2 separate regions of the Homo sapiens genome follow, and region 2 is linked to region 1. Evidence: chromatin contacts called from ENCODE Hi-C or POLR2A ChIA-PET data. All regions are on one chromosome and are shown on one strand. Each heading gives the region's core, a stretch centred on a gene start or an enhancer-like site at or near the end of the contact. The rest is flanking DNA. Distances are from core to core; before and after follow the strand shown.

Evidence for each region. Hi-C counts contacts between places; a loop is a spot of excess contacts on that map. ChIA-PET counts read pairs that join two places held with the same protein, here RNA polymerase II (POLR2A). Pooled maps may share reads with other maps.
Region 2: a map of B cell shows a loop between it and region 1 (4-fold over the local background). The contact joins the enhancer-like site here to the promoter of RAD51B-AS1 in region 1. A Hi-C loop is called at or near these places in 16 of 168 maps with a recorded cell type or tissue (B cell, CD14-positive monocyte, CD4-positive, alpha-beta memory T cell and 9 more), 15 of 37 single-sample maps with no recorded cell type and 20 of 50 pooled maps. POLR2A ChIA-PET finds 5 or more read pairs at or near these places in 17 of 52 experiments (B cell, CD4-positive, alpha-beta T cell, CD4-positive, alpha-beta memory T cell and 11 more).

Annotation. Positions count from the first base shown.
Region 1 is chr14:68,683,730-68,690,897 of GRCh38, reverse strand. It overlaps RAD51B-AS1 (RAD51B antisense RNA 1), which reads left to right and starts at 5,458. Exons shown (of 4, transcript XR_007064220.1): 1 at 5,458-5,527. RefSeq lists enhancers at 5,121-5,170, 6,754-7,168.
Region 2 is chr14:68,731,019-68,738,186 of GRCh38, reverse strand. LOC105370547 (a long non-coding RNA gene) reads right to left here. Exons shown (of 4, transcript XR_007064227.1): 2 at 5,807-7,168; 3 at 4,048-4,241; 4 at 1,016-1,699. It also overlaps the pseudogene RNU6-921P. Among named protein-coding and RNA genes, the nearest start is that of RAD51B-AS1, 49 kb to the right of the region's middle. RefSeq lists enhancers at 841-1,365, 1,366-1,892, 6,898-7,168. Within about 2 kb of position 3,811, at least 11 of the 41 ENCODE cell types and tissues checked have a DNase peak (open chromatin) inside an H3K27ac peak, as active enhancers do; they include B cell, CD14-positive monocyte, CD4-positive, alpha-beta T cell and 3 more, where a contact is called at or near this core.

The DNA of each region.
Region 1 (7,168 bases), core at 4,209-6,708:
GGCCACTACATGCCTTTCAGAGGGTGGGGGGCCACTGAGGATGCAAGGCTTTCTCCCGCGTTCCGCTCCCAGAAGGGAGGAAGGGCTGGGTGTGGGGGCACAGGGGCCCCAAGGCTGCTTTGTGCTAGTAAGGGGACCCTGCATCCTGGATTTTCCAGGGTGGTTCCCACTGTTATTCCCGCAAGTGACAAGTCCCAGTCTTGGAGTTGTCAGAGACGGTGTTCCAATTCGGGGTCTGGGACAAGCGGCCCCAGTAACTACTCTCCAAGGAGATTCCTCAGAGTTTCCGAATGTGGGTCCTGCCTCCTGACACAGCTGCTGCCAGCCAGCCTGTGAGCTGCGGGCAGGGATGAGCGGATGAGTGGCGGGATGGTTGGGCTGCTGCCTGTCCACCCCTGCTCTGTCTTTTATTTGCAGAGGAATGGGGAGGCAGGTAGGGAGTAGAGGATAGGAGTTGAGAAAGTAAAAACTTGATTCTCTAGAGCTTGGTCCTCCCATTTCAGACAGGCCAGAGGAGAGGGTCCTTGCCAGCCCCTGCTCCCCTCTGACTCAGGAGTGCTAAATTCCGGGGAACATATTTACTATGCTGTTGGGCTGGCCTTTGCCTGGCATGGGTTCTGGCTCAGTGGTTTCAGACACAAACACTCAGGATCAGCTTGGTAGCCTGGGACAGGGGTGCTTCCTGAGCCCCCCAGCACCTCTCCCTACCCCCTCCTCATGGAATCAGGAGCCCATGTCCTCTGGAGGAGCTCCTCCACTTGTGACTTCCACTCAGACCCTGGCCTGCCTGGGACCGAGCAGGGCCTCAGGGGTCCACCCTGGTCTCCTGAAGCCTTTCCGGTGTCAGAACAACTCACCTACAACTGCACTCCTCAGCAGGTCTCAGGCAAGGAGGCAAACTAAAGAAATCACAGAAATCACTTGCTTTTAGGCTTCTTTAACTTGGCGTAATGGAGGGCGACCCTCTAGAAGTTGGGGGGCTGTCACTTCCCACCTCCCTGGGGGATGTGGGGAGGTGGGGACAGAGGACCCTCAGCAGGGCCCAGTGGCCCTCAGATCTGCTGCCCACTTTGCAGTCATCTCTGATGCCTCCTCCTTGCTCTCCTGCCCTTGGGGTGGCCAGGAGGAGGGGGCTTGCTCTGTGCTTTACTCCCCCCTCACTTTGAACCTCCACAGTGCTGGAGCACGTCATCAAGCTAAAGCAGCAGGGGCTGGCCAACCTCCTGAGCTCCATTCCCGACTGCAAGGGAGGTGGGCTTTGGAAAGGAGGGTGGGAGTCGGGTTCACAAGGTGCCTGCTTGAAAGCAGAGCCAAGTGGCATTACGAAAAAGGGGCTGGCCAAGGGGAGATACCGTCAACCCAAGGCCCCAGAGAGAAGGAAGTGATGGGGGAAAGGAGGAATTGCAGGGTGTGGGGTCCACAGAGAGGAAGACAGGAGAGAAAAGATGGAGGGCGGTTGGCAGGGAGGGAAGGGAGTGTCAGAACCAACTCCTGGTCAAAGCAAGTGAGGGTCAAACTTAGGTTGTGTGAGATGTTGCTGGGAAAAAAATCTGTGGTGGTGGTGGGGTGTGTGTATGTGCACATGCATGCATAGGATCCTGTGTCCAGATACACACACACACACACACGCACACATACACACACACCCAGGGGGAGCTACAGGGTAGGCCTGTGCCAGAAACTGCTGCATTCTTCTCAACCCTAAAGCCAAGGCTGTCTTTGCAAAATGCTTTCTCATTACTTGCAGGCACATTTTCCTCTACTGCACTCGGCTCTTGTTTCTATGCGCTGCTGCAGTCAAGGCTCTTTCTCCCTCCTCCCTCAAGCAGCTATACATACACAAAACACCTGCATTTTATTAATGCTGCCTGGAGCTGGGGCGGGATGGAGCCCCCTCTGCTCTCACCGCACCCCCTCCTCCTCAGCCATGCTCAGCGAAGCAAAACGCAGGGGTTAACCCTGTGTAGCTGGGTTTTTGTCCCAGAGACGTAGTCCCCACGAGGGGTACAGAAAAGTGCAGAAGAGGGGTCCTGTCCCCAGGACAGTTGGACAGACATTGTGGGAACCCCCGCACTGCCCTGGCACCACACATGCCTGGCCCCGAGCTTTTGGCCGAATTCTTGTTTGGCCCCAAAACTTTTCTCTCGAGGAGATGAGGATACCATTCTGTCTTGAAAGGAATCCTTGCGAAGCTGTAAGAGAAACTCCGAAAGGATGGCCCTGTAAACATCTCATCTCTCTGCCTTTAGGAGCCATTGGGACTAAACAATTCCAGAAAAATAGCTGCTTTTCTTTAAAAAAATATTTTAAATTAGAAAAAGCACAAAGAATGTAAAAGTGGACCGTAATCTCATCAACCTGGCAGCTTTGTTAACTTTGTTTTTAAACGCAATACATACACATTAGAAAGCATAACACGAAAATTTAATTTCTCTCCCCTCAAGTTACAGTTGCTCCTGTCAAAGGTAATGACTATTAAGAGTTTCTTGTGTGTTCTTTCCTTCCAGGGAAATAACTTGGGCATACAGTGACATCTTCTTTTTTTAATTAAAAATAAGTCTGGAATTCTTGTCATATCAGCACATGGAGATCGCCTCTATTCTTTGCTTTTTTTTTTTTTTTTTCTTGAGACAGAGTCTCACTCTTGTCACCCAGGCTGGAGGTCAATGGCGCTCTCTCTGCTCATGGCAACCTCCGTCTCCAGGGTTCAAGTGATTCTCCTGCCTCAGCCTCCCCAGTAGCTGGGACTACAGGCGCCTGCCACCATACCCGGCTAATTTTTTGTATTTTTAGTAAAAACGGGGTTTCATCATGTTGGCCAGGCTCGTCTCAAACGCCTGACCTCAGGTGATTCACCCGCTCGGCCTCCCAGAGTGCTGGGATTACAGGCATGAGCCACCGCACCTGGCCCTCCTTCATTCTTTTTAATGGTTGTGTGGGAATTCACGGTATGGCTGTACCATAGTTTATTTCAGCAGTGTCCTAGTGAGGGACCACAGGCCACTCCCAGTGACTAAGTCTTGCAGACATTGCTGCTATGAGGATCCTTAGACATATGCCTGGAGCCGTATGTGTGTGAGGATAACAGCAGAATTCCTGCCAGTGCAATTGCCGAGTCAAAGGATATGTGCATGCAATGTTTGGTCTCCTCTTTTTTGAAAAGGGCTGTTTCTTTTCCTGCCCTTCTCTATTTTTTTTTCTACCAGGCAAACTCCTACTTACCCATCAGAATCCAGCTCCAATTTCATCTCTGTGAAGCCTTCTCTGGTTGCTCTGGGAACCAACCAGCTCCTTCTTCCATGCTTCCTTGGTCCCTCTTACCAAGTCTTACTGTAGCCCAACGTTCTTTTTTGTTGTTGTTGAGATGGAGTCTCGCTCTGTCGCCCAGGCTGGAGTGCAGTGGCGAGATCTCGGCTCACTGCAAGCTCCGCCTCCCAGGTTCACGCCATTCTCCTGCCTCAGCCTCCCGAGTAGCTGGGACTACAGGCGCCCGCCACCACGCCCGGCTAATTTTTTTGTATTTTTAATAGAGACGGGGTTTCACTGCGTTAGCCGGGATGGTCTCGATCTCCTGACCTTGTGATCCACCCATCTCGGCCTCCCGCCCAACTTTTTTTAGGTGTTTCTTCTCCATATGAAATCATGATGTGAGGACATCGACATGCCTTCTTCTGGGGGCACAATGCTTTTGTCTTTAAAGTTTTCTTTGTGCAGTTCCACTTCTGGATATAGTATTGAAAGGAGGGACAGATATTTGTACCCCCAAGTCCACGGCAGCATTATCCACAATAGCCAAAAGGCGGAAACAACCAAGTGTCCATCACAGATGAATGGATGAACAAAACGTGCTACATGCACACACACACACACACACGCACGCATGCACCTGCACACGCACACACACACATGCACCTGCACATGCACACACAATGGAATAGTATTCAGCCTTCAAGAGGAATGAAATTTTGACACATGCTACAACATGGATGAAACTTGAGGACATTGTGCTAAGTGAAACAAGCCCGTCACACAAGAACCCTGCGTGACTCCACGTATGCAAGGTACTTAGAGTAGTCAAAATCATAAAGATGAAAAGGAGAATGGTAGTTGCCAGGGGCTGTGAGGAGGGGAAAGAGGAGTCAGTGTTTAATGGGCACAGAGTTTCAGTTTGGAAAGATGAAAAAGTTCTGGAGAGAGATGACGGGGAAGCTTATACAACGATGTGAATGTACTTAATGCCACTGAATTGTACACTTAAACATGGGTAAAATGGTAGCTTTTACGTTAGGTATATTTTACCAGGATAAAAAGTTTTTTGTGTTTGAAAATATACCCTCTAATAGACTCAGAGTTGCTGACAGGCCCTCTCCATGGGTTGATGTAACCGTCTCCTTACCTCAAGACGAGGTTGACCCATCCAAGATTGGAGGGAACTTATCCTATTTTCAGATTATTTCCAGGGAAGGGAGCCCATGACATTATTAGGCAATCTTTTCCAGTGTCTCAAAACCCCAGACATTCTGGGTACCAGACCTTTCCTGCTGCACCTGAAGTTGATTTTCCTTGGTCAGTAAGTGCTTTGTCAGGCCACAGACTTTTCATGCACTCAAAGGCTCTAGTTACACCATCCCTAGCGTAGATCTGATGGTGCCAAGTAACAAGCCAGCAAGTGGACTTTGGAGGCCCAGCAAGCCTCCCTGTCTCACAGGCTTCTCATCAGTATAATGGATAAACAGTGCGAGGCTTGGATTCCTAAGCAGTCCTGGGACACAGGCCCCGCCAGGCCCTGGCAGGTGAAGAGCCTACCATTTCTCACTTCATTTAGGATGTATAATAGTTTGTTGGACGCTAGAACTGTACCCTTTCAGATCTGTGTCTTTACTTTTCAGCTGGAGGCCTCTTGCTGACAGGGTAGCGTTTCCCAAAGACACGGGAGCTGAGCTGGTGAGTCATTTCAACAGCCCTTACACTCTCCTCTGACCAGAGACCACATGACATATTAATCAGCTGCTTGAAAGGTATACCTGGCAGGCATGTTTCCTGCAGCCTGGAAGATGCTGACCTCGTCAGCTTTGAAACATCAAAGGGCTAACAAGAGAACAACAGGCTGAGAAAGACCTCATCACCTGGGTGCCTGTTGACCGCAGCCTTGTAAGGCCCAACACAGCTGAGATGTGCTGTCTGGAGCTCGGAGGAAGTGGAGCTTTTTCTGCTGTGAGGACCCGCCTTCAGCCCCCTTTTGGGGCACAGGAAGGGGAGGGAGTGAGCCTAAATTGTGGCCCCATGCTTAGTGACTCAGATGTTACTGCTACCACAAAGGGAAATTCATGTGGGGGTGGACATCTCCAGAGACCTCACTCACCTGTGATTTGGGGGATAATAGCATCACTCATGTGTTCACGTGCCAGGCCTGTCACCCCGGAACATTAGTCAAAGGGCTGTGTTGACAGTGATTTCAACTCTTGAATTATACGAAGGACCTGGCCGCAAGAAGGCATTGAGCCCCGAGGAGGACAACAGGCCTCAGGTACTTCATGTGATTAAAGCTGAGACAAGGGGAGTCCCATGGGTCAGTCCTGTAACTGGGGTCTGATATACACTAGTGATAGGCATTAGCATAGTTTGCACATTATATGATAGTCTTGGTCCTTTTCATTTCCTGATAAGCTGGAATGTCTGACAGAGTAAATTCCAGATGCCCTTGTGGAATTCTCATTACGATCATGTTGCTAAGGAACTGTCTTCTACCTGTATGCAATTTGGAAATACTATTAATAGTATTAACATGGAGTTTTGCAGTGTGTGGGTTTATTTCTTATTGTATTTATAATCACCCCCACCACTACCTTCCCACCGCTGGCTCACCATCTGAGGAGCTGGCATCAGGAAACTCAAGAAAGAAGGAAGGAAGGAAGGAAGGAAGGAAGGAAGGAAGGAAAGAAGGAAGGAAGGAAGGGAAAGGTTGTCCAGGCTTCACAGGAAGAACTGCATTTGTATTATTCTGTATTGAATTCTCAGGACCTCCACATTGCAGGCATCTAGAGGCTCCAATTAATAGTTGATAAATCTTGAAGGGAGGAAAAAATAGTCACAGAAAGTTCACTTGAGTGACCTGAAATTCTATAGCAATTTAGCCAGGGAGCCGGGAGGAGAATATGCCCTTCCAACTTGCAGGCCAGCTCTCTGCAGGAAGCCAGGCAGCTCTCCCAGGGGAAGCAGTGGCCAGGGCAAGCATGGGTCTTGAAGCTCAGGACTGGCTTTAGGACTCTGGCTCAGACAAGATGGGTGGCTCAAAGGTATTGAAGGGCTAGGTAGGGCCCTGAAAATTGGGCCTTTCTGCAGCAATCATCAGGGAGACTAATGGTCCTGGGCTAGGGAAGGAGTCTTCTTGGCCCAGAATGGCCAAGCAGCCAAATATTAGAGCACCTCCAGGGAGGTGTCCCTGGAAAGGGTCCTCCCCCAGTCAGCTCCTGCGGAGTGCAGGCAGGTTTGGGGGTCTCTCCTCTAGGAGAGATCCAGGGAGCTTGAGAGCAAAAGTGACAATGTGCCTGCCTTCTTCCTTCTCTGTAGGGCTCTGTTCTCTTTCTTCTTTTTTGAGGCAGGATCTTTTGCTTTATTGTCCAGGTTGGAGTGCAGTGGCATGATCACGGCTCACTGCAGCCTCAGCCTCCTGGGCTCAAGCAATCCTCCCACCTCAGCTTCCTGAGTAGCTGAGACCATGCCTGGCTAATTTTTAAGTTTTTTTGTAGAGACGAGGTCTCATTGTGTTGCCCAGGCTGGTCTTGAACTCCTGGGCTCAAGCAATTCTCCCACCTCAGCCTCCCAAAGCACTGGGATTATAGGCGTGAGCCACTGTGTCTGGCCTGCTCTCTTTCTTAAGGAGAAGGCTTCTGTTATTTTTTGGTCAATTGGGTGCAGAAAGCCTGTTCCCCATGGACAACCCTTGAGGGGGTCAGAATGTCAGCAGAAGGGAAAGGATGGCTTTCCAAGAGTGTTCTGTGCTTGGGCATAACCGTCTCTTGTGTCCTGCTCCTGAGAGCCATGAGACTAAGAGCATGGGACAGAGGCAGTGACTGAACTGGGCTTGAGAACACCTTTGTTTGCTGGGCCTGTTTTCCTACCAAGAGCCTGTCAGCCCGGGTTTTGGAAGGCCAATCCAGGAGAATAC
Region 2 (7,168 bases), core at 2,562-5,061, 49 kb before region 1:
GATCCCAGATGGATGTGACTTCCTGGGGCTACCACGTCTGAGCCTGGTGGGATATGAGCACTGTGGACACCTCTTTTTATGCAGGGTCTGGCCTGGAGTGCAGGGTCTGTGAAGCGAGAGGACCCTGCCAGGACCCGGCCTCTGAGTGGCTCAGTGGGAGGAGGGGCGCCCTGGGTGCTGGGGGTGCCTGGTGCAGGCCCCCACTTGGCCTTCTCAGTCCCTCTCAGAGTTTGCCAGAAAGTGACACCATAGTAGACTCAATCCTTCTTCAGACCTCAATCCTGGGGCTGCAGAAATAGCTAGAGATTGGCTGGGTAAGAAGGCGGTGGCTTATATGGAAAAAGAGGCCCCTTGGCAGCTGCCCCCTGTGTTTGTGGGACTGTGTCCTGCCTCCGTCCCTAATAAGTATGATCTGCATAAGCACTTTCACCTCTTGGAGTCTCAGTTTCCTTGTCTACAAAATGGGAATAGTACCTATTTCAGGAGATGACTGTGAGGATTGGATGAAGGTGATTTTATTAAAAGGGTATCTGGCATAAGCGGTTGCTGAGTGGCCACAGTCGTTTCTCTTCTACCTGTCCTGTGGACTCCAGCACCTGGGTGTTCATGACACGCATGCGCCCTCCCCTCTGGGCAGGGGAGCCGTGCACAGAGGCTTAAAGAGCCTCCCAGGGTGGCAGTCAGAGGTGAGAGAGGGCATCAGGCCCCAGTGGAGCTGGAAGGCTCAGCCTCTGTCTGGTAATCTCCCTCCTAAATTTCAGGGGACAGAAAAGGTCCTCCTGCTCTTTGCTTGGTGTCTCCCAAATCACCTTTCCTTCCTGACGCTGGAAAAACAAATTCACAAGCACAGGTGACAGCTGCAGAGGGGCCCCTCTTTCCATATAAGCCACTGCCTGCTTAGCCAGCCAATTGCTAGCTATTTCTGCAGCCCTGGATGGAGGCCTGGAGGAGGATGAAATCTGGCTATGGGGTTGCCTCTTGACCTTACACCCATGTTCACAATAACCACACAGTCTGCCTTTCAAAAGTTTATTTTCAGGGGAGTCACAGAACATCAGGTGGAGACCCCTAGGAAGAGGAAGCAGCTGGGGTGGGCTCCAGAGGGGTATGGGTCGGGGAATAACCTCAGAGAAGAATGAGCTGTGGAGTGGTGGCCTGGCACAGGCACCCCTGTACCCCTCACCTTCCCTTGTTTCCTGCAACATGGACACCATTCCACCGGCTCTCAGGGCCCACCCGGCTGACTACATCCTTGCCACTTGGCTTCCAGGCTGCTCGGGGCTGGAGGAGGGCAGAAATCCTGAGATACTGGGTCCTGGGAGGTTGGGGGTTGGGGCATGGGAAGGGACAGAGCCAGGCTGTGACAGAGGATAGAGGGCTTGAGTGACTGATAGAACGGGTCGGGTGGGGCAGCCCTGAGGAATTTCCCTCTGAGGAGAGGGGTTCTGAGCAGCAGCCTCACTGTCCAGGGCCCAGCGGTGAGGGAGGTGCAGCCTGAAGCTTGGATTCTGGCTGCGGAGGGCTTGTCGGGCTTGCTTGCTGAGGCCCAGGGCCTCTCTGGGAATGAAGGAATGCCTCTTGCTCTGGAACACCGAGGCCTGACAATTTTCTCTCTCAGCAACATTTACTTCTCTGTAAAACAGACTGTTGTAAGTTCCTCGGGGAGCTTGTTGGATTTGGTGCCTGAGTTCACAATCTCCTGGGGTGGACAGAAGGGTTTGGTAGAAGAATTAGGTGTGGAGACGGATAGGAGAGCAACGTGGAAGTTGGCTGGGAAAAGCCTGAGGTATTCAAGTCAGGAATATTAATACCTTAGGGTTCTCTCTCTCTGTCTCTGTCTCTGTCTCTCTCTCTCTCTGTGTCTCTCTGTGTGTGTGTGTGTGTGTGTCTCTCTCTCTCTGTGTGTGTGCGTGTGTGTCTCTCTCTCTCTGTGTGTGTCTCTCTCTCTGTCTCTGTCTCCCTCTCTCTCTCTCTGTCTGTCTCTCTGTCTCTCTCTGTTGGGGTGGGAGAGATCTCTAGCTCTTAGGATCATTGCCTGTCATGGCCTAACCCTATTCCCCACTCTATTTTTGTTAACATAATTACCGTTTCCTTTGTATGATTTTTTTTTTAACTTCAGCCCAATTCCAGGCCTCCTTGTTTAAAACAAAACAAAACAGTGCTCGCTTTGGCAGTGCATGTACTAAAATTGGAACAGTACAGAGAAGATTAGCATGGCCCCTGAGCAAGGATGACACGCAAATTTGTGAAGCATTCCATATTTTTTAAAATGAAAAAGTAATAAAACAAAACAAAACAAAGCTTTCAAAACTTAACATTTCTGTGGCGTCTTCCCTGAGTTAATGTAAACAGCCATGGCGATGGGTGCTGCCTGATGGTGAAGCTCCCCTGGACTTGGGTGGCCTTAGCAACCGTTCTGCAGGTATCTCTGGGACATTCTTTTTTTTTTCTTTTTTTTTTTGAGTTGGAGTCTCGCTCAGTTGCCCAGGATGGAGTGCAGTGGTGTGATCTCAGCTCACTGGAACCTCTGCCTCCCGGGTTCAAGTGATTCTCCTGCTTCAGCCTCCAGAGTAGCTAGGACTACAGGCATGCGCCACCATACCCAGCTAGTTTTTGTATTTTTAGTAGAGACAGGATTTCACCATGTTGGCCAGGCTGATCTCGAACTCCTGACCTCAAGTGATCTGCCTGCCTTGGCCTCCCAAAGTGCTGGGATTACAGGCGTGAGCCACCATACCTGGCCATCTCTGGGACATCCTTGAGCATCCCATATCTGTCTGCTGTTGTTTGGGCCTGTCATTCTGTGCTCAGTAGATATGGCAATGTGTCATCCAATAATTGATTCCTTACCAACTTTTTGGTTTTTTTCTGAGATGGACTTTTGCTCCGTCACCCAGACTGGAGTGCAGTGGTGTGATCACAGCACATTGCAGCCTCAACCTCCCAGGCTCAAGCGGTCCTCCTGTCTTAGCCACCCTAGTAGCTGGGACTAGAAACACACACTACCAAATCTGAGGACAAAAAAAATATTTTTGTAAATGCGGGGTGTCACTGTGTTGCCCAGGCTAGCCTTGAACAACTGGGCTCAAGCAGTCCTCTCGTCTCAGGCTCCTGAGGTGTTGGGATTATAGGCATGAGCCACCGAGCCCGGCCCCTTACCAACTTTAAGTTCTTCAGTTATCTCTTGGTCTTTTCCTCTGCAGATAAGTAATCTTAATTCCCATAATTAATTTTATAACCCAATCAACACAACTTCTTTTGAAATCACTGCATCCATCTCTCCTAATTTTTTAGAGTCTCCATTTTATAATGAGTGGCTAAGCCCTGAGTACCTAGAGACTGATGAAAAGATTGCATGGTTTATCTCTGCCTCTCTGCTTAGATTCCTGTTTAATAATCATTAAATCTCTCACGTGTCACTTCTATTTACAGTATACGGAGCACCACCATGTCTCTTATCTCAGGCCATCAGCCCTTCTTAGTGATCTTATTATTTCCACTGATTCAGGTTAAGCTTGGCCTACTGTGGGCTTTATTTAGATCATCTTTATTATACCTGTGGGTAGATTTTGCAAGCAGGCCCTAGCACAGGTTCACTTGTGGGTTTCCTTTTAAAAGGTCAGTGTGAAACAGGAAATGTGACTAAGAAAATCTTCTTCCTCCATGAAGCCTCACTTCATTAACTGGAAGAAAAGCTCCTATCCTGTCTCCCCCCAAACTTGCTCATGGCCCAGACACATTTCAAAACAGCACATATTTCCCAAAACACTGACACGTGCATTCTAAGGCTCGTGTGTGCGGTGAGTGGTTCTTTGTCAAGTTCGTTCTGTGAAGGGGCCCTGTCGTCACACCGATCACTGTTCTTCAGATATCTGAGGATGTGCAGGGGCCTGAGGGACCTGGAAACCTGGTGGCTGAGCAATGAGGAGAGTGGAACCCATGGTTGGAACAGTTGGCCATCCTCATGCGGATAGGGGCAGAGCCAGAATGGGAATCAAGGTCTCCTGACTCCCCGGCCACATTAACCCAAGTAAACCCCATGTCTACCTCCTTAGCTTCCGGAGTCCCCTGCATCTTCCTCCTTGTGGGACACAAGCCAGGTACAGTTGCAGGGTGGACATGTGGTTTCCAAACAGGATGCTGGGCAAATTAATCTGGGATTCCTGATTGGGGTTCTTTAGGAGGCAGTAGTGGCTACCCTTTAGATCATCTGGTTTGTGACCTTGTTTCAGTTTTCTCATCTATAAAATAGAAAAATAATAGTACTTATGATGAGGTAAAAATAAATGAATACACATAAAACACTTAGAACAGTCTTGCTGTGTGATCACTCCATAGCATTAGTGATTATTATTCTGGTGGGTTGGTTAGCTTTCCTCCATTCTATTCAGTTCAATGGGGGTTTGGCATCAACCACAGGCTTTGCCGGGGCTGTGAAAATGGCCACATTGAGGCTCCACCTTAACCCTGGCCAGCCTCCCAACAGCCAGCCATTTGTCTTAAGAAGAGCTGAAAGAAATAATCTAATGGCGCAATGCAAAGTCAACACTGATGGGGCTGAGGGGTGTCTTTTCGGACAAGACGTGCAGTGGGGAGCCCACCTGTGAGTTGGCCTGTTTCACGGCTGCGTGCGGTGCCCACTCCTCACAGACTCTGAGTGAGTGGCAAGGTGGGCCCGGAGTCAATTCTGGCTTGGCAATGGATACTGTTACTGAGGGCATGGGTTGAGGCACAGGAGCTTGGGGCTCCAGATGCTTGGAGTAAATGTGAAAAGGGAGTGTGGGATGATGTGAGTGGGAGCTGTGGATGGGTTCAAGCGTGCTGAGTCCTGGCTTGACTCACCCTTCCAGCTTCTGCTGTAACTGTCAGTGCCTTTGTCTGCATGCTGGGAAATCCCTGAGTGCTGGGTTAAACCCCAACCCTAAAAGGCACGTAGACACTTCTCCTGAGCTTTGAGTTGCTTCATTCTGCCCAGCAGCTTCCTGAAAATGTAGTCTTGCCACACCAGAGGAAGGATAGACCCATAGCTGTGGGGGACCCTGTGTCAGCAGGATTTACTACCGGGTGAGCTGGGGCTGCAACAGCACGTGTGAGCAACTTAACAGGGCTGATGGTTTTTCAACAAATTTTTAAAAATTAAAAAAAATTTTAAATTTTTGTCGGGACATAGTAGGTGTGTGTATTTATGGGGCATGAGAGATATTTTGATACACGCATACAATGTGTAGTAATTGCATCAGGGTAAATGGGGTATCCATCACTTAAAGCTTTTATCCTTTGTGTTACAGACAATCCAATTATACTCTTTTCGTTATTTTTAAATGTACAATTCAATCATTATTGACTATAGTCACCTTGTTGTGCTATCAAATATCAGATCTTATTCATTCTTTTCGCTCTTGTCTCCCAGGCTGGAGTGCAGTGGTTTGATCTTGGCTCACTGCAACCTCCGCCTCCCGGGTTCAGGAGATTCTCCTGCCTCAGCCTCCCAAGTAGCTGGAATTACAGGCGTGCACCATCATGCCTGGCTAATTTTTTTGTATATTTAGTAGAGATGGGGTTTCACCATGTTGGCCAGGCTGGTCTCAAACTCCTGACCTCAGGTGATCCGCCTGCCTCGGCCCCCCAAAATGCTGGGATTACAGGCGTGAGCCACTGTGCCTGGCCAAGATCTTATTCATTCTTTCTAACAATTTTTTTTGTAGTCATTAACAAGGCTGAAGTTTTAATGCAACTTACTTTTATTGCACATGCCATGCATTATGCACCAATCTGTGTTCTTCCAATGCTACCGGGAACCTCTTACCTTTGTATCAGTTCATCGTTGTCCTCTTCTCCAACTGCCTGTGTACCTGGGTCAGGGGTCCTCTTTTATCGAGTGGAACAAATGTGCCCAGGTACAGAGAAATGCTTTGTGCTATTGTCCACCAGGCAGGGGCATTTTCTTTTCTCAAATATTCTTGGTAAATAGACGAGCAGTCTTTACTTGAACGCACTGGGTGTCATATGCCACAGCCCTAACTTGAATGTGCTGGCTTGCTGCAAGTGGGTGATTCCTTAGAAATTTGCTCTGTTCCTAGACGGGATCAAAATGGTCCTTAGATTCTTAATGGGTCCCTATCTGGAATCCATTTGATCTTAAAATAAAATGGCCGTGGAAGAAATTTTTCATTAATTCCTAGCTGATTTGCAATGAAATTAAATTTCTGAGTATAAGGAATATTTTTTACGGAGTAAACTTATAAGTGGGGTTGCTGGGTGTTTCCCATTGATTAGCCTAGTGTTTAAAAGTATAATGTCTTTATTTTCTGGTTTCTTACTTTTTTGAGTTCCCTCACTTTTCTTCTAGAGTTCATTATGCAGGTCTGGAAAACAACAACCACCACCACCAGCAGGAGAAAAGCAGGGGTTAGTTTGGGGGGGGTTGAAATGGGAAAAATAGACATTTCCAGCTCCCAACATCTTATTTCCTGAATATCTTCGGAGCCCAAGAAAGTGGCTCTGAGCTGCCTTTGCAGTCTTGAAGCTGCACTTGCGTTCCCACCAGCCCCCGGGCCTCTGGTTGCATCCTGGGGGGCACTTCTGCACTCCCAGCCTCCTGGGTATGGATTGGGGTGAAGATGTTGTGCAGTGAGGGGTGGGAGCCCCACACCCTAATAGAGCCAAGCTGGCCACACTGCCTGTCTTTCCCAATTAGTTCCCCAAAGGGAACAAAGCCTTATTTCTTCCCTCCCTTAGTTCCCAGGCACTGGTTGGGGAAAAACAATCCTTGGCAGCTCAGGGGTTAAAAATAAAACACAGCGAGGGGGAAAACAAGCCGGGCAGCTGCAGCGGCTCCTCAGAGCCCACTCCAGGCTAAATAGAGGCCCCAGCAACTCCTTGGAGACTTGAACCCTGGGCGATGGAATTTTCCCTTGCATGAAGGCTATTGTCCTCTGGAAAGGGCCAGGGCCAGAGGAGGGCCTGGGGAGCACTGATCTCCCCAGCCCACAGCCAGGGAGCTCCTGAGAGCCCAAGGGCTCGGTCCCACCCAGCTGGGTTTGGGTGAAAAGGCAACGGGGGGTGCAGCCCACCCCTCCCCCTTTGGGAAAAAGGGAGGGCTTGGGCTTCCAAAGGCCTGGGTACCAGTTGTTGCCCCACTCCTCAGCCCAACCAGCTAGTCACGGAT